Regions from separate parts of the Homo sapiens genome. Here region 1 is linked to region 2. A link is an interaction called in ENCODE POLR2A ChIA-PET data of the cell type or tissue named here. Cell type or tissue: GM12878. All regions are shown on one strand. Links, peaks and the distances in the headings refer to the core of each region. The heading gives the core; the rest is flanking DNA. Region 1 overlaps CTTNBP2 (cortactin binding protein 2). Region 2 overlaps CTTNBP2 (cortactin binding protein 2).

The links. Peaks named below come from ENCODE experiments on the same cell type or tissue, not always from the same donor. Only the 100,000 strongest peaks of a DNase experiment are listed, where the experiment ranks them.
Region 1: POLR2A ChIA-PET joins it to region 2 with 6 read pairs; 3 of 35 experiments call an interaction of 5 or more read pairs at or near these places.

Annotation. Positions count from the first base shown.
Region 1 is chr7:117,724,131-117,734,112 of GRCh38, reverse strand. CTTNBP2 (cortactin binding protein 2) reads left to right here. Exons shown (of 23, transcript NM_033427.3): 17 at 5,846-6,024; 18 at 8,856-9,061; 19 at 9,381-9,566. It overlaps LOC105375469 (a long non-coding RNA gene), which reads right to left. Exons shown (of 3, transcript XR_927902.3): 2 at 4,461-4,682; 3 at 4,088-4,373. Among named protein-coding and RNA genes, the nearest start is that of CFTR-AS2, 82 kb to the right of the region's middle. RefSeq lists a silencer at 1,359-1,576. In GM12878, for the core only: no CTCF peak of the experiment used is centred there; DNase peaks (open chromatin) are centred at 2,462 and 5,062; H3K27me3 peaks cover 165 bases.
Region 2 is chr7:117,832,078-117,842,059 of GRCh38, reverse strand. The region is part of intron 2 of CTTNBP2 (cortactin binding protein 2); the gene reads left to right. Among named protein-coding and RNA genes, the nearest start is that of CTTNBP2, 36 kb to the left of the region's middle. In GM12878, for the core only: no CTCF peak of the experiment used is centred there; a DNase peak (open chromatin) is centred at 4,059.

The DNA.
Region 1 (9,982 bases), core at 787-8,786, 110 kb after region 2:
GTCTGTTGACCCTCCCGTCAAGACTGCAGTGTGCCCACAAGGCTGCAGACACTGTGCCCTTGTGAAAACATGTTCAAGGGCAGAAAGCGGGCTGCAGCGAAGGATAGAGAGCTTCGGCTTCCTCAGTCTCTTCCTTATCAGGGAGGAAAGCACTTTTCCAGAAACATAAGACTTCTCTTTAATGTTTCATTAACTAAAACTGGTTTCATCCCAGACCATGGCCAAACCTGCTTTTCCAAGATTGAAGCTCTCCACCAAGTGCTTGAACAAATTTCTGTGTCTATTGTGTTAGAGTATGTGTACGCATTTGTGCTGGGGCAGGGGAGATGGTGGCGGGGAGAAGTGTGGGGTGAGAATGGCTTTTGGGAATTCATTGAACAGTGTCTGCCACTGGTAATTAGAATTAATATCTGAAATTCCTAATTTAATGAGGGAAATCTACCCCATGTTATATTTAAATCAGTTACTTGGTCATAAATATTATGCTTTTGGCCAAAGCCTAGCCACTGTATGATCTCAACAAGAAGGACGAATGGTGAGGTAAAGACAGTCATAGGTCTGTAGCTTTTCAAATTACCGATACTTGCATTAACTATCACTGTCAATATTTAAATCTCATTGCCAAAGATAATTCATGTAAATAATCAGAAAAGATACCAGTTTTATTATGTAGGATTGGCACTATTTCAGGTAAAGTATACCCCTCTCCCGCTAGCTCTCTGATAAAAATTGTTTTAACTTACTTTGAAAGGAAAGTTCCAAGCTTCAGGTTCACTCTCTTTTCCATTGCGTTTGAGAGTGGGATGTGCTGCAAATAATAGAAACTGGAAAAAAGGAAATGCCTTTCCTATACCAATAAGCACTTCAAGTAGGTTAATAAAACAGCCCCTGGGGTGTGTGTACAAGGGAATGGATGAGTCCTGCAAAACATCAGAAATCTTGTAATGTCACAGAACCTAATCTTTGTGGGCACTTAAAGCACACTGGCAATTGATCACAATTTCTTCTTCTAGTTCCTTGGAGAGATACAAGAAAATCGACCTTTCAGGACAATACTAGGCTTTCTACTAGTATTTAATAAAAAACAATTATACCCTTTTTAGTAGGAAATACTAAACTATCATTAATTATGTAATACATAATCTCAGAATTGTAGCTTAAAAAATATAAAAGAGTTATATAATGATCATTCCTCTTTTGAAGAGAAGGAAAATTGTAACAGATCCCAAAGCCTCAGATAGTACAGTGATATCAATTTAATAGAGCTGCTGGTATCACAGAATCATTTTTTTGTTTTTCCTTGGCCAAATTATTTCCTTCATGTAGGACATACCAGTGTTCACAATTGTCCCCTGTCTTAATATCATAATTACTTGGTACAGCAAAGATTTATGTGAATCTTCTTTCTTGTAAAATACAAAGTTAGTTTCTGTGCCTGACTTTTTTTTTTTTTTTTTTTTTTTGAGACGGAGTCTTGCTCTGTCGCCCAGGCTGGAGTGCAGTGGCGTGATCTCGGCTCACTGCAAGCTCCGCCTCCTGGGTTCACACCATTCTCCTGCCTCAGCCTCCTGAGTAGCTGGAACTACAGGCGCCCGCCACCACGCCCAGCTAATTTTTTGTATTTTCAGTAGAGACGGGGTTTCACCATGTTAGCCAGGATGGTCTCGATCTCCTGACCTCATGATCCACCCACCTCGGCCTCCCAAAGTGCTGGGATTAAAGGCGTGAGCCACCATGCCCAGCCCTGTGCCTGACTTCTAATCAAGGGATATTTCTCCTAAAAGTAAATAAATATTTATTTTTGTGTGAACCCTCCATAAAAGATTTGATTTTTATAAATAAAATATAATTCTAAAAAGAATTACTCCCTTTAGGTCATGTGTGTTATATGGTGTTATTTAAAATGTGCACATTTTAAATTTTGGAAAAATGTATGCTGAAAGAGCTCTGTACATTTTGGTGACGTTAGCATTTTATCTGAGACCTTACTTTTAGGAAAATAAAATTGTTTTTCATTACCATTAATACCAGGTGAACATACTACAAATCCAGATACAGCATCTCGTCACTTACCCAGAATATGAAATATTTAATGTCATTCTTATTAAGTTAAAAAAACTTTTTTGAACACTTATGTTCTGTAAGACCTGGTGAGGGACTATATACACATATATGTAAGTAATGTTTTCTTCCAGAATTCATGTTTAAAAATTGATCCAGCTTTCTCCTTTGTCTGCGTGCCCCTCTATTTTGTGTTAAGTTCATGTAATCAGCTACAGATCTATATAATGCAGTCCATCTGACACTGCACACGTAACAAACTCAACATGTCCTGTCCCCAAACCTAACTCCGGGCTTCCCCCGCCGACTTCCTTTTTTGTTATCAGTCATCCAGACTTAGAACTTCTCAGCCTGTTCTTCCCGTCAGTCAGTCATAGCATTTTCCAAATCCTCACTTTGTGGCACACCAAGCTCCAGTACTAAGGTTGAAAGGACCTATAGCCATGGCAACTGATCATCAAAACACAGTGTGATAAGTGCATCAGAACAGTGTTAGCTGGTTATTCTGTAAACATTGGCCCCTGGCCTGGGGACTGTGAGACAAGACCGGGTTCCTCTCACCCTCAGAGAGCTAGTGTTCTCATGGAAAGACAGGCCTTCAAAAAGAAACTGTCTATCTGTGTAGGATTTGGGACCTTGGAGGACAGTTTTTATTCAGGAGGCATTATTCAAGTGCTATTTTAAAAAAACGTGTTCAGTGTGTTAGAGTTGTACATCCAAATGCCCGGCTTTCCCTCAGGCTTTTAAGTTAATTGTATAAGCTTTATCTTTCTGTGTATAAATCTAGCAAAATTTAACAATCACCTTTGAAGGGACTCATAGCTTAATTACATTTCTTTAAATAGTTTGGTCTTTAAAACTTCAATATATTTTATTTCTCTTTTTAAGAACTTCTGCTGTCTGACAAATCTTCCCAAGTACTTAACTAACTCTTGTAAAACCAGAAAATTAAATTTATAAATTGTGGCTCAAATGATCTCTTAATAGCCTTGTACCATGTACATAAACTTAATAAAATTCTCTTACCCCTTCTTAAGACCACAACCCTAAACTCAGTTACCATTTTAAACTGGACATGAAGCTATTCTAATATATGAAATTCCTGTAAACATTTCAAGTATTTAAAAATACCCAATATATGATTCTCTCATCCTAACCGAAAAAATAATGTTTGATTATATTTAATTCTGAATATTAATGAAGATAAAAATATACCCCCTGTCCCCATCCCCCCGAATTTTTTCCATCTCAGGAAACCTGGGTTCTCTTTCCATGAAAATTTAGGGTTATTTTCTTGGCTGGCCAAGTCTGTATATCAGCCAGGCTTGTTGAGGACTTGTGATCTGGCCTTAGGCTTTCCTCAATAACAAGAAAAAAACCAGTAGAGTCCCACTAATAGTCACTGTGTACAAGCGTCTGAGTCCGTGCCTTCCAAGTGGAGTAGATTCAGTTTACACATTACCTAGTTCTCAGCTTGTATTTGAATCTGTAACCTTTACCCATGCTATTTCACCACTGGACTGGATTCAACTATTTAAGCCTTGTCTCTTCTTGAGTGGCAGGGCTACAAATCTGATAAATGACATCAGATTAAACTCTGTGTTCCCAGTTCTGATTCTGTCCGACTTCATGGGTACAACACTCAAATCATGCTAATTAAACAGGTGGCTAATATGTGCTGTGAAAGAAACAGGTAAGGTACCACTATAGAAACTCGGGCGGAAGTTGGGAAGAGTACTTATTTTAGGAATTTGGGGTGGAGGCCTCTCTATCTGTGGTCACATTGAAGGATTTGCAGGTCATGCTAATTTGTTATGTCAAGGAAGAAGGGTTTGCTGAGAATAGGGAAGCAGGGGGTCTGGGCAGAAGGAGCAGCACTTGCAACACATCTCAGGCCTAGGGAGGAGGAGGTTGGCATGTGGAAAACTCAGGGACAACTACGTGGCCTTGAAGTCATTCGTTCAGGGGACATACTAGGTGGGGGATCAGATCCAGCACCTTGAATTAGTAACAGTTACATAGACTGTTTACTTGTAGAAGCCTGTCATTTATTCATCCCTTTTGTTATTTGCAAACATCAGCATCCATTTTGACCGCTCCTCCACAGTTCCTTCCCTCTTCCATATTTGGGACACTCTTCCCACCTCCCCTCACCAATACCATGTCCTGGACATCCTGTGAGAGACCCAGCTGAAGTCCCCACCTCATCTATTTGTCTTTCTTGACCACGCTGTATTTAGTCAGTTCTTCTTTTGAATTACCATAGCAGCTTGTGTCTGTCTGTACTTCAAGACTGCCAGTCTGGAAGGGATCTGAAAGATAAAGGGCCTGGCTCAATTTCCTCATTTTTCCAGCTGGTAAAATTCAAAAGAAAAAAAAAAGGAAGGCAATTGCAGTACCTGGTGGGTGGCTTTCTCCACTCCATCAAACCGCACCAGAACTGACCACTTGCTCTTCATTAGCTTTTCACACCTTTTCTTTTGTTTCCTCTGTATTTCATGAGTACACTAACTTACATGGATTTTTTTCTTCTTAGCAGCAATAACAAATAGGCATAGAATACATAGTAGGCATACACACCTCTATGCAAAATTATCCATTAACACTGAAGGAATGTATCTCTGGGGAAGGAAATAAAAACATGTGGTTACTAGAAAGTCTATTTATTGGATAGACCTTTTAATGAAACACCAGTTTTTAATGTACTGTCCGATAACCACTTTTCCCATAATACAGCCAACTTGCAAAAGGAGAAATTTCATATAAACAACATCTGCACTTTGGAGAGAGGTGGACACCCTTCCTGTTTGTTCAGGTCCTTAGGAAAGACAGATTACATTCTGCCTTTGGGTACTGTGAAATGTGATTCCGTTACGATGTCTAACAGTCTGAGCTTTAGAAGCAGTTTATTAGACAGTCATTAAGAGAATAATTCAGTCCTCCCAGAAAAAGTAACGTTTCCCTGGGGACCGAGTTACAATGAGAGCTCTACCCTCCTTCTCCCTTCCTCTACATGTGGTCTTGATGAGGCAGCTGGGGAGATCCCTGTCCCTCTGTCAGCTGCCCACAAAGCTAAGCCTGTTCTTTCAGCCCTGGCTGACGGTAGAAAGTGAGGCTTAAACAGAGAGCTTCAGAAATGTTAAGCCTGAGGAAGAAGAGGAAGTTCTTTAGCTTAATAGTGATTACTGAATTCCTTTTAAATGTGATAAATGACTCCTTTATTATTTCAGCGAGATGCTGTATCCTATTTTTCTATTAAAGATAAGCCCTATGTAGTTAATGTATACTTGCAGATTGCTGAGAGTAGATCTTAAATAAAAATAAGTATGTAAAGGGATGGATATGTTAGTCAGCTTAATTTAATAATTTCACAATGTATACATCAAAACATCATGATATATACCACAAATATATATAATTTTTGTCAATTATACCTTAATAAAAAATATAAATAGACTCTAGCCCTGGCTTTGCCACTATTACCTGTGGGACCTTGGGCGAGTTATTTTTTCTTCCTGCCTCAGGCTCCTGATATGTAAAATGGGGTAAAAATGCCTAACTCAGGCTCATGGTGAGAATTAAAGGAGAAAAATGCTTATCACACTAACACGTTTGCACAACTATAGTATGTGTTATTATCCCTCCTTCAGCCATCCCAAGTAAAGTTAAATAAGATTCAGCTACTTTTCAATTTTGATTTAAAGTTTTATATTTTTAATTTTGGGCTTCTAAAAACAAAATGTTCTAAACCAAGCCCCTGGGTTCCACCTCCCTGTCTCTCTAGTTCAAAGGTCAGGCGCCCTCCCCCTGCGATCCTGTGTGCAAGATTGTCGACTGGGCTCTGTCCGTCTGGCGTCAGCTTAACTCCTGCCTGGCCCGCTTGGGCACACCTGAAGCACTTCTTGGACCAAAATATTTCCTGTCTTGTCCTGTAGTTCCTGGGCATGCCCAAGTGACAGTGAAGTAAGTGCCATTTTTCCTTATCTTTCTGCTTATGATAGAGACGTGGCCAATTCAGATGTTTGAGGGTGAGAATGCTGACCAGGCTGCCTTGTGCCACCTCCTGTCACTGACACGGAGTGCCAGTGCTCTCTGCTCTTTCAGAGGATGGCCACAGCTTGCCTACTGTGTGCTTCCTAGGGCAGCTGCATTTTTGCTGAGAGCTAGGTTTTTCCTCTATTAGAAAATTCTCATCCAAGTTATGTTTGGCTTGCTATGCAGAGTCTCCTGAGTGAGGTACCACATAAGAAGTTTCATCAAGTATTGTATGCACACCCTCCAAAAAACCTGCATTCTGTTAATGAATTGAAAAGCTTTCCCTTTATTGAGACATATGTTCAGTACTTACTGTTTTCCTTTGAAGCATCTTATGAGAACAGACATATATACAATAAGGTTAATGAAATAGAAAATCAGGAGAAAGTTGAAATGAGAAAAAATTTGTTACCATCCAGTTTAGTAATGGTTCTGTGACCAGCAAGCAGATTTGATTCTATAGTTTCTGGTGCCATGGGCAGAAGTCTATTTTGGAAAGCAGGGGATAGAAATAATATCTTCTTAGCTGGATGTAGTGGTTCATGCCTATAATCCCATCATTGGGAAGTTGAGAGGGGAGGATCACTTGAGGCCAGGAGTTAAAGGTCAGCCCAGGCAACGTAGTGAGACCCCATCTCTATTTAAAAAAAAAAATTAGCCAGGCATAGTGGCATGTACCTGTAGTCCCAGCTATTGAGTTGGGAGGCTGAGGCAGGAGGATCAATTGAGCCCAGGAGGTCAAGACTGCAGTGAGCTTTGATTAAGCCACCGAACTCCAGCCTGAGTATTAGAGCAAGACCCTGTCTCTAAAAAGTATATGTATATTTTCTCTATTGTAAGACAAACCACCATTTTTATAACAGCTAATTGGTGGGAAAGAAGTACTATATTAAATATATATTTAGAATTTTGCTACAAAATAAATACACTTATTGATATAATTACCACTTTCTTCATTATTATGTCAGTTAAATTAAAGTCTTTTTTACATCCAGAGTCTCAAGATTCTTAGGAATCATTTTTGACCTCTCCTATATGGAATATAGTCTTTGTCAAGAATTATGGAGGTCCCAAGATTTTTACCCTATTTGCAAGCTACCAAGTTAGCCTGCCATGGTTCAGGATGCTGAGTTAGGGACACAGCACTTCATCACCCACAACACAGCAGGCAGGCAGCCTGAGCTTCACTTTTACATAGATTCCCTTTATCCCTGAAGCCCCACAGGGTGATACATAGTAGCCCATGTGGTTGCTGGATTTGCCTCAACAGCTGTGGAACTCCCCCCTTCCCATCCCTCCAAGGTTTCTAAAGAGGGATGCTGCAACTCTGTCGACCCTTGGCCCTGGAAGATGTTGTTTTTATTATCCTGATCAGGAAACAATTCTGCCCTCTGATCCTGAAGGAGACATTTATCTCTGTCTTCCAAGACTGAAAAGATAGTTTAGAACAAAACCTGACACCAGATGTGCAGAAATGCTGCAGAGAATTGTCTACCAATGGCTAAGTTAAGGAGTTGATTTTTTTTTTCCGACCACAGCTTATCATATTTATACTTCAGCACTTTTAGGAATAACTGCATAATTTCGATTCATGCTGTAGAATACCAGAATTTTGTCTGTGTTCCCATTCGTACTTTTATTTTTCCCCCGATTGTGTAGCACTAGACATTAAGAGAGAAACTTAAAATAGATGGATCATAGTTTTTGACAATTCTTGAAAGTTTTATGCAATGTCTAAGCTTTGAAAACATTCCTAACCTGGGAGATGTGGTTTTGTTTCTATAGCCTTTAATCATATAAGTGTTTTTTAATACTGCAACAAAGCATAATCTTTTTTTGATGGAATTTTAATTGGCATTGAGTGCTGCAAATTTGGGCTGCAGTCCCACTGTTTATGGCTATTAATGCAAACAGTCCACCTGAGGTGATAGCTGATTGACCCCCATCCTCCCTATAGAACTGAGCCCACCCACACGCACCCTTGCCTTGGGACAGGCAGATTTAATTTGCCGGTGATTATACATCCCAGGCTGGGTGCGGTGGCTCATGCCTGCAATCCCAGCACTTTGGGAGGACAAGGCAGGCAGATCCCTTGAGGTCAGGAGTTCGAGACCAGCCTGGCCAACATGATGAAAACCCCATCTCTACTAAAAGTACAAAAATCAGCCAGGCCTGTTGCCACACGCCTGTAATCCCAGCTACTTGGAAGGCAGAGGCACGAGAATCACTTGAACCCAAGAGGCAGAGGTTGCAGTGAGCCGAGATTGCGCCTTGGCACTCCAGCCTGGGTGACAGAGCGAGACTGTCTCAAAAAAAGAAAAAAAAAGTATCCCAATTTCAGAAATATTACAATACAATGTATGTGCACCTTATTAAGGAGATGTAACAAAGAAGTTGAAGCTATTTAGACATGGACTTTTAGGAAATCTTTTTTCCAGATTTTTTCAGTCTTTAAATTTACCTTCCTTTCAATGTGTTTATTCATGCATTTATTCACTCAGCACTCAAGCATTGATTCTACATTGAGAGAGACATGTAAACAATCAGTTTCATTTGAAATACAGTGTATTTTTGAGGCAGATTCAAACACTTTTGTATTGGGTAATTTCACTTCTTTGAAAACTACCTGGGAAAGGTAGCATATCTATAGAAACACTTAACGTTTTTTCCCCATAGTCTTCAAACTGTCCTTTCACGGAATTGTGTATAATTATTGAGAAGCCTGCTCCTAAGGGATGAATCGGTCCCTCTCCTGCTAGGTGGATGTCTAAGCTGTGGAATGGCGTCATCGCACCCAGAGTTCAAGAAGCAATATTGTCAAGAGCCTCTGTGAAAAGACAACCTGGCTTTGGGCAGACAACTGCTAAAAGACACCCTAGCCAAGGACAGCAGGCTGTGGTCAAAGCTGCTCTCAGCATCTTGCTAAATAAAGCTGTACTGCATGGCTGTCCCCTCCCCAGAGCAGGTATGTGGGTTTCTGCAGAGAGGAGAGGAAATTCACACCCTTGTGAAATACCTTTTAAAAGCTGTTTTTAGAGAGCTTTCTTTCTTTGTAATTAGAAAAATATACATCTTATAGCAGTGTTCCAGAACTGTGATTTTAATTACTGGTTAATGTTTGAATTCTAGACCTCCAAGTAAAGTTGGTGCTGGTTCACAAAACCCCAGCTTGGATACTAAATAAATGCATTATTTTGAACAGTCCGTATCTTTGAGAAACGGAAATGTATTTTGCTTTAATCAGTGAAACTGCATTATCCCTGCTGTGATTTGTGTTGTTTCAGAGCTAGACCAGCATACAGCTGATTTCAAAGGAGGAAGTTTCCCTTTATCCATAGTTTCCAGTTATAACACTTGTAACAAGAAGAAAGGAGAGAGTGGTGCCTGGAGAAAGGTGAACACCAGTCCTCGCAGGAAGTCTGGCCGCTTCTCTTTACCCACCTGGAATAAGCCAGACCTAAGCACTGAAGGTAAAGGGCGGGGGTAGGCATGTTGCCTACCAGGAGGTGGACATACGTGATCCAGTGTCTGAAAGCAAATATGCTTTCATTTTTATCACGATGCATTTGGTAAAACAAAGTTTAAGTATTTTAATGCACATTTTCATGGAATAAACTATATAGTAGGTACATTTCCAAAAATATACAGGAGATCTCTACCTGAAAAATACCGCTTTCAAACCAGAATTCCAAAATTAATCTTTAACTTGTTAATGGTCATTTATTTATTATTTTGTTTCTCTTGGTGTTCACAATTTGTATAATCATTGCATTATTACATAATAAAATCATTGGCATATTTCTCCATTATGTCACTCCTAAGTTAATCTTACATTAAAAAAATATGTGTAGAGACATATTTGATACCCATTTAAGGCCTTTCCAGG
Region 2 (9,982 bases), core at 738-8,737:
GAAGCCTGGAAGAGCTTGTGAGAAACTGGGGTTCAACCCAGGTGTCCCTTTTTCCAAGCGTCTCTCATGCTCTCCCCCAAGCCAGGGAACTGCTTTTTCTTTTGTCTCTAGGTTCTAGTGTGTTTCTAGTAACATCCCTGCTGTTTGCTGTCCTGCTTGTGGATTCTGATGGCAACTTCCTCTGGTTGTTACTGTTCCATTTTTTCTCTTTTATATTTTGACTTTCCATTCTTCTTAGTACCTCATCATTTTTCAGCCATCATGAAAAAGAGAAGTAATCTTTTATCTGATGACACCAGTTAGTAGTGGTCTCTGCCTGTATAATCATGCATTCATCATGCCTATTTAATTCCCCTGCACTCCTATGCATGCAATTTCTGATGAGGAGAAGAGATTTGACCGAAAGGTCATAGCTTTCTATCTGAGACTAACTATCTTTGGAGAGGTATGGGGAAGACCCTTTGGGTCCTGAGGCAACCACCACATTGGGATTCAATGTGTGGGGGATGTTGTACTTTCATTAACTTTCTGGCACATGTATATATAGAGAGAGGACTCTTCATCCTCTATAGCAAAGCTGATACAAGGCTAAAATGTTCCAAATGGCTTAGTGAAAGGATGGAGATGAAAGGGAAAAAAAAAAGACAGAAAGTAGAGTGTAGTCTTTCAAGGTATGGTCCAGGATTCAAGATCCCCAAGACCCTACCAAGTAGTCCATGAGTTCAAAACAATTTTCTTAATAATAGTAAACATTATTTCTTTTTTCACTCTCATATCCCATATGTATACATTGGAGCTTTCCAGAGGCTACAATGACAGATGATTTTTTTAACAGCTCAGATGAAGAAGCAGATACCAGACTCCAGATGTCTTCTGTGAGGCCAGATAGTAAAGAAGTTTGCAGAACTACAAAACAATGCTATTCTTCTCACTTATTTAGGTTTGGAAAATATAGTGCTTTTTTCCCATAAATATGTTGTTTAAGTTAACACATTAATTGATTTATAATTATTTTAAAATTAATGCATTTATTTAAAATTTCTCAGTTTTACTTTTTAATAAGATAACTAGCAATAGCTATAACCCACATAAACAAAATCTCTATGTGTTTTTAATAATTTTTAATAGCATTAAGGGGTCCTGAGACTAGAAAGTTGGAGAGCTGCTTAATTTGATTTTTGAAGTACAGCTGTATTGCACTACCCAGACCCATTCTTCCTTCAGAGTCCATGCTGGGCTATTTCAGTCCCTCATGAGAGGATGAACAGTCTCTCTACTTGAAGTTTGCCCTCACCATTCAGATTTTCTGCTGGAGAACATAGCTTTTCCCAGTGATACTGGAAATAATTGCCTGCAGGAGAGACCCAGACTTCTTCCTGAAGAGATAATAGTTATATGCTTTGCAGCCACAGCAAACTAACTATATCACAAATGCGTATGTGCTTTACAATAAGGCACTTGTGTGGTAATGGTTTACATGTATGGAAAGGACATTGGAGGAGGCAGGAAAAGAATTTTTGTTGTTGTTGTTAAGACAGTGTCTCAAACTCTGTCACCCAGGCTGGAGTGCAGTGGCGCAAACATGGCTGAATTGCAGCCTCAATCTCCTTGGCTCAAATGATCCTCCCCAGGTGGCCTCTCCAGTAGCTGGGACCAGGTACGCCCCACTGCACCTGGCTAATTTAGAATTTTTTTTTTTTTAAGATTCTATTATTTGCCTGACCCCAACTTGATGCTAGGGATGCTCACAGGTATCAGAAATATCCCCTTACTTTTCAACTTTTTTGGACAGGACTATTGGTTGTTACCAAGTGTCCTGCTTTTCCACAAAAGATATTTTTCTCCCTTCTAGGCTATTTCTGGAACTAGCAATGATTCAAAAGCCGATGGATTCATTAAAACTGTGATGCTCAGTTATGGTTTTGTACTTTGTAGCCTTCAAAAACCTTTAAAATATACCCTAGATATTTGTGGATTGTATGAACAGGTGTGCATGTATGTATATGTATATATTTGTGCATGCATACATATAAACGTGTGTATGTATTTATTAATCTATATATCCCACATAAATTTGGAGTAGTGAATCTTTCAAAATCAGGAAAATAATTTCAGTCTTTAGATATTTATGTTAACCAGACTTGGTTATTTGGTAGTTTATTATTAGTAGGGAGAGTTATAGTCATAAAAAGTTTTATAGATAAAGCCTACTTTAAAACTATTTTAGGGAAATTTTGGAGGAGTAAAGGTGGATTATGCCATGGGGCCCTGTAGATGATAATAAAGCTAAAGTAGGGAGGTGGTACAATGTGTGCAGAGTTCTGAAAGCTGGTCAGGACCACAGCAGGAAGTAGAACTAAAACTGGGCTCTGGTTTCCTGCCACTCTTCAGTCTGAAGTCAGAGATTTGACCTTGCTTCTTCCTTTGACAGAAGTAGCACTTTTATTAAATTCACCATGGGGCTGAAATGCTCCTAAGAATCAATTAACAAAAAGTACCTGTATTAAAATGAATAGTCCACTAGCATATTAAATCTAACAATTTGTCACATTACAAGTGTGTTGAAGTTTTCTATTTATTATGATCCCTTAGCTATGACTAGAGGATTTTGCCAAATTATTAGATGCATTATTAAGGCAATTCTGTGGTTCTGACACAGGGCTTAGGAACTAAAGTCCAGACTGCCATTATTGGCTGTGTGACGTTAGGAAATTTCTTCCTGTTCCTTAAATCTCAATTTACCACTCTGACTAATGGCATATAAAGAGCTATCTTAACATGATTGTCAGGATTCAATGAGACTACATATATAAACTCAGATAGTTGTAGGTAACTCTTGATGACTGGGTGCTTATCTGCCAGACAGGTGAGGAGAACACACTATGAAAATAATCACGAACTGTGATGAAATTCTGTACTAAGAAAATTACAGGCAGGTTCCCACTTTAGGTAGGGTGGTTGGGGAAGGCCTTAACTTGAATATTAATGTTTCTAGGAAAGGACCATAAACCTATGGAAATTGCACTTTGGGAGATATTTTTAAAGATTTTAAAAAAATCCTTTGGAGGATTTTTTTTAAAAGCCCCCCCCCCGCCCCCGCAATGTTACTATACATTATTCAACAAAAATGTGGAAATCACTTTAAAGAAATGAAGAAATTCTAAGTAATAAAATGGTACTGTGGTTTCCAGCTGCAGCTACATGAATGCATATTATTAAAAAGATTAATAAGAACAAGCCCAGGAAACTACAGTAAATCCTGAAATCTTTATTTTAGTGCGGGTTTCTTTCAGTATTTTATATGCCACTATTTGTGTTAACATTTTTGTAAAGGCAAAATCAAAGGTGATATATGACTTGCCCCTCATAGATTAAAAAATGGAGATTCGTCTGTCTCCAGTCTTCCAAGCTGGATCATTTGTTAAATAGCTGGTCAGTTGTTAAAATGACTGAATTCATGTCTATTAATTTTTTGAATATCTGAGGTAGTTTTTACAGATTAGTCCTGTGATTAATGCAGAGTTACTCTGTTAATGAATTTTTAAAATTTTTCTTTCCTTTTTCTTTATAGTAACAAATAGTGTCTAAAGAGAAGAATTGGCTGTAGTCTAAGTTATCCCCCCAAACAAGGTGTCACATAACCACATTAGACTCCTTGATGATATTAGCATTAGAGACCATGCTCATGTTTTGTGCCATGCCTTCTTTATAACAGGCCCCATTTTATGAGATCGGAAATTGAAGCTCAGCAGCTGAACCCTCCACATGGTCTTAGTAGCAGAAATACCATCTTTGGGCTCAGAGTTTAGTTTATTTTTCCTGGTGATTGCTAACACCAAAGATGGGCTCTGCTACTTGGGGAGGGTTTTATGGTAAGCATTCAAATATTCAGTGCTGCCTAGCAGCTTGGTAGGTGGTACTTATCTCTAGGTGAAGAGTATCTCATCTCAGGAGATTACATCCTTGAGGCTAATGTTTCACTTATCTATGGTCACATAAGAAACTACACCAACCAGTTTTGTGGCTTTAACCCATGAGTGATTAACTCTCAGATCTCTGTCTCTGGAGGCTGCCTGGGCTTAGCTAGGCTAGTGTAAGGGATAGGGTAATAGGTAGTGAGGCCACAAATGCAGATGGGAGCCAGATGTTGAAGGATACTGCAGGTTACAGTGTCAGGTGGATGTCACTTTTCTGGGGTATCTGGGCGGTCCTTTATAGACAGGTATGAGTCGAGCATCCCTAATCTGAAATTCAAAGTTCTCCAAAATCCAAAACTTTTTGAGTACCAACATGATGCCACAAGTGGAAAATTTTATACCTGGCCTCATGGGATGGATCACAGTCAAAACACAAAACTTTCATGCACGAAATTATTAAAAATATGATATAAAATTACCTCCAGGCTATGTGTATAAGGTGTATATGACACATAAGTGAATTTCATATTTAGACTTGGGTCTCATCCCTAAGATATCTTACTGTGTACATGAAAATATTTCAAAATCTAAAAAATCTGAAATTCAAAATAATTCTGGGTCCAAGCATTTTGACTATGGGATCTTCAACCTGTAGTTGGTATTTTCTCAACTAAGAGAGGCTGGTTAGGGCAAATGACAGGGAGGAAGAGAGAGCAGAGAAGGTAGCAGGGGTATACTGAGAGAGAGGCAGAAATCAGAAAAAAATATGCAAAGAATGCTGTCAAAATTAGTGGTAGTGAGAAAAGTAGTAAAAGTGTATTAGGCTGGTGGATGTTAGCAAGTGAACATTTTGTTGTTATTGGTGGTTTTGTTGTTGTTACAATAGTCTGGCATTCAATGGCTTAGGGGAATTTTTGGTTGCAAGTGACAGAATACCTCCTAAGAGATATATTGGCTCATGTAACTGAAAAATTACAGGACTAAGTCTAGCTTTTAGGTTTGGCTAGAAATAGGGGCTTAAATGATGTCAATCAGAACTCAGTCTCACGCTCCTTGTCTCTCAATCCTGATTTCTTTGGGTTAACTCTGCTCAGGCAAAACACTGACCCTGGATTCTCTGAAAAGTACAACATTGGTAGAATTGGATGGTGATATGGTTTGGCTGTATCCCCACCTAAATCTCATCTTGAATTATAGCTCCCATAATTCCCACGTGTTGTGGGACAGACCCCGTGGGAGATAACTGAATCATGGGGGCGGTTTCCCCCATACTGTTCTCCTGGTAGTGATTAAGTCTCACAAGATCTGATGTTTTTATAAAGGGTTTCCCCTTTCACTTGGTTCTCATTTTCTCTCTTGCCTGCTGCCATGATTATGAGGCCTCCCCAGCCACGTGGAACTGTGAATTAATTAAACCCCTTTCCTGTATAAATCACCCAATGTCGGGTATGTTTTTATTAGCACAGTGAGAACAGACTAATACAGACGCTTAAGGTATTTTGTACAAGAGTGACGTATTTCTTAACCCTCTCAATCAGTATTCTTAAAGACCACTCTCTTCAGTTTTGTTTTGTTTTTTTGAGACAGAGTCTCGCTCTGTCGCCCAGGCTGGAGTGCAGTGGCGCGATCTCAGCTCACTGCCAGCTCCGCCTCTGGGTTCATGCCATTCTCCTGCCTCAGCCTCCGGAGTGGCTGGGACTACAGGCGCCCACCACCACGCCTGGCTAATTTTTTGTATTTTTAGTAGAGATAGGGTTTCGTCGTGTTAGCCAGGATGCTCTGGATCTCCTGACCTCATGATCCGCCCACCTCAGCCTCCCAAAGTGCTGGGATTACAGGCGTGAGCCACCGCTCCCAGCCACTGTCTTCAGTTTTATAAAAAGAAAAGTGGGGTGGAAGGGGACATGAAATGCTAAGAAAGTAGCAACAGTTCTCAATTTACTAATCCAAGAATGGGCTTGTGCTTCAAACTTGAAGTAGCGTGAGAAGGTGGAAACAACAGTCTTGGTAATGAAGCCTCCCCTGTCCAGTCCTCCAGCTCAGACTTAGTCTGGGTGGTAGTTCATAGGGAGATATCAATTATCCTATTCCCTCTTCTTGAAAGTGACAGAACTCGACACTTTTCCTTGTGTCAGGCAACATGGCCTGTGCTGTACGTTACTTCTTTAAGCCTTATAGTAATCCCGTGACTTAGGTATTAGTTGTAGGTATTATTACTAATATTAGGTATTATTACCTAGTTTACACATGAGAAACTGAGGCTTAGAGTGGTTAGCAACTTGGCAGAGATCACAGAGCTAGGAACTTTAGAGCCAAAACTCAAATCTAGGCAGTTGAAAACCAGAGCCCCCGTTGTGGACTGAATTATGTGGCTCTGCATCCTTATAATCTCCAGTCTCTTTCCAGATGCACGACCAGACCCTCTGGCTTTAATCAAGACGAATGCGTGTTGAAAACTTTAAACAAATTAAATTTAACAATTCAATTGAGCAAAGAATGATTCTCAAATTGGACAGCCCCTGAACCAGTATAGGTTTGGTAGAACTCCAGAGTGGCCACATGGTCGATAACATTTATGGACAGAAAAAGGAAAGTGACTAGAGAGAGAAAAGGGAAGTGAGGGAAACAGCTGGATAGGTTACAGCTGAGTGTTTGCCTTGTTTGAATCTGCTTCTAACTGTTGACCCCCTGTGGTTGACTGAAGTTTGGCTGCTGTGATTGGCTGAGCCTTGGCTACTTGTTAGAAAAGTAGGTTCCAGTCTGTTTACACATTAAGTTGGGTCACAGTTCACTACATACAGAGAAACCTTTAGGCTGAACTTAAAACATATAAGATGTCAGCTTTGGTCTAAACTTAATTAAACATGAATTAGTGTGCATATCTTTCATGTGGACAAGACACACTGATAATTCACCATGCCATCCTTAGGGCTCAGAGAGAGACTCATTCCTATTTCTGCAAACACTTTTAAACTGCAACTTCAGCCGTCCCCTGTGGGAGGCTTAGTGTTGAGAGCATCCATTCATGTGTGGCAGCTGAGCTGCTCAGGTTTAGAATTCCACCTACGGAGGTGTGCACTGCAAGCTGTTTTTGCTTTTATTGACGCTGGCAATTATCTGAAGAGTTTAGGAAAATTGGAACACTGCTGCATCATTTTGAGGCATTTCCAAGAGGCAACTCTAAGTAAACAAATGAAACCTGAAGCAATTTTCCTGTGTAGCTTTTGAAGGGCCAGAATTATTTTGTTTTGAGTAAGTAAACCCAACCTAGCACCTTCGGTGTGGACTAAAGAATTAGTACATGCATTTCTATCCCTATGTTTAAACAAAATAGAATAAATTATAAAATCTCATCACTTCTTGAAAGCAATATTGAATGTTCTAAATAAGATTTCTCTTAATGTAAAATGGAGAAGTTTATGACTCGCACTAAAAAGTAAAGTGTGTTCATTTATCAATACTAAAAGTATTAGAGTACTTTTAAAAATGAGTTAGGTACATATTCTTTTCTTTATGTATTTACTAGAATTCTAACAATTTAGGATTTAAATACTAAACTGACGTTCTTGAGAATGAAGAAAGATTAGTTTGTTTAGATCTGCACTTTCCCATCATTTCCTAACTGGGGTGAGTGGTAAAGGAGTCATAAATAGGGAAAAAAAGGATATTAGCATAAGTTCTCAGTTCAGAGTCAGATTGTCTTCTCTGTTTGTTGCAGGTATTGTATTGCAAATTCCAAAATTGTATCACATACCCTTAGTCAAATATACATATGAAAATACATTCCAGCCCTGGCATGGTGGCTCACACCTGTAATCCCAGCACTTTGGGAGGCCAAGGCAGATGGATCACCTGAGGTCAGGAGTTTGAGACCAGCCTGACCAAAAAGGTGAAACCCTGTCTCTACTAAAAATACAAAAATTAGCCAGGTGTGGTAGCAGGTGCCTGTAGTCCCAGCTACTTTGGAGACTGAGACAGGAGAATTGGTTGAATTCAGGAGGTGGAGGTTGCAGTGAGCCAAGATTGTGCCACTGCACTCCAGCCTGGGCAGCAATGGAGTAAAACTACATTTCAAAAAAAAAAAAGAAGAAAGAAAAAAGAAAATATGTTCCAAAGTGAATATATTTTACTAGCTAAGCCACCATTAAGATGTTGTCTGTCTATGTATATATTTTTTAAAGGACTGTGAGTAAGCAGCATCTAAGGTTATTACTGATTAACATTTTTTTCTTTCAGCTGAGAAATTCTTAATTGAGAATCTCTATTTCAAAGCAGCAAGGCTGATCATTAAGTACTAACTCAATACTGGCATTAGCAATGGACACTTAAACTAATTGAAGAATTCATTGAGTGCTTGTTGTGTACTAGGTAAAGTGCTCACAATAAACATGAGTATGGCTTGGTCTCTTTCTTGTAGCTCTCAGCCCAGCCTTGGAGGACAGAGAGGAGATGGAATTGCAAACAGGTAACTAGGTTGTAGTGGAATATGAAGAATTCAGTGAGGATCTACGTACAACATATAGTGATCAAGGAGAATGGGCTCAGCATTAGGGTGGTTAGGAAAGGCTTTTTAGAGAAAGACAATCTAGACACTGTGGCTCTTGAAGGATGGATGCAGCTCACCAGCTGTACATACACAGGCATGAAACCACATGGTGAACTCAGGACTCAAAATTGTTCTGTAGTTGGAACTTGTTTTAAAATGCACTCAGGATTTGTTTTAATCAGATAAGACACACAAACACAGAAATGACTGTCATGAAGGAAGACGTTTTTATTCTCAGAGATTGCTAGAAACAGGAGGCAAAGCATGCCAATAGGACCACACGGGGAAGCACCAGGATCAGTCAGGAGGCAGAGAGAGTGAGGAGAAGCATGGCCCAGCACCTTCATTGTGGTTTCCATGGGAAGGAACGAATGAGGCAGGGGAAAGCAGGATTGAGATTAGCTAGTTTGAATAATTTCAGCAGATTCCTGGGCTGTAGGGACTGCCTCTGTTTGTGGGACTTATGGGATACCTGGACCTGGGGGTGATTAGTACAGGGAGATAGTGGCTTGATGTATGAGTTCCATAAAAGAAGGTTGATGGGCCAGATGCGGTGGCTCACGCCTGTAATCCCAGCACTTTGGGAGGCCGAGGTGGGTGGATCACAAGTTCAGGAGTTTGAGACCAGCCTAGCCAACATAGTGAAACTCTGTCTCTACTAAAAGTACAAAAAAAAAGAAAAAAAAGCCGGGTGTGGTGGCAGGTGCCTGTAATCTCATCTACTCAGGAGGCTGAGGCAGGAGAATTGCTTGAACCCAGGAGGCAGAGGTTGCAGTGAGCTGAGATTGCGCCACTGTACTCCAGCCCTGGCGACACAGTGAGACTCTATCTCAAAAAAAAAAAAAAAAAAAAAAAAAAAGGTTGATGAATGAAGGGCTATAGATTGATTGGTAGTCATTTGCTGTCTCTAAGAATTGGTTTCCCTGGGAAAGACGATCTCTCCCTAGTCAGTGATATCTCAGATAGTAGAGCATCAAGAATACAGAAAAAACAAAAATATAGTTAATACAAAGCTTCACAGGGAGAAAGGAGGAGATGAGTGGTAGTATGTAAAAAAAAAATGAGAGTAGAGAGAGAATAAAGAGTCAGATCATGGAAGAACTTGCTTGGTGAGGGTTTGGGCTGTAGTATTATTAGGTATTGGAGAACTCTTGACAGATTTGGAGAAATACGGTAATACCTTAGACCTACGTTTTAGGGCAGTCCCTCTTATCAGCAGAGAGGAAGGTTGACTGAAGGAGTGTTATGTCTGAAGATGTAGGGACTGAGCAGGAGACAGCTGAAAGTGTCAGTGTGAAAGATGCTGAGGGATAGAGTTGCATGGTGGCGGCTGGGATGGAGAGGAGGGGTTAAAGATGAGCGGGATTTATAATAGGATGTAGCCATTATAGTCCTTGACTGACTAGCTGTGGGCAGGGGGGAAGTGATGTCTCTGTGGACACTCAGGTTTCAGGTGAGTTGTAGGATGGCAGTGTCACAGCCAGGGCATGGAATGTGGGAGGTAAAAGGTGTGGGGTGG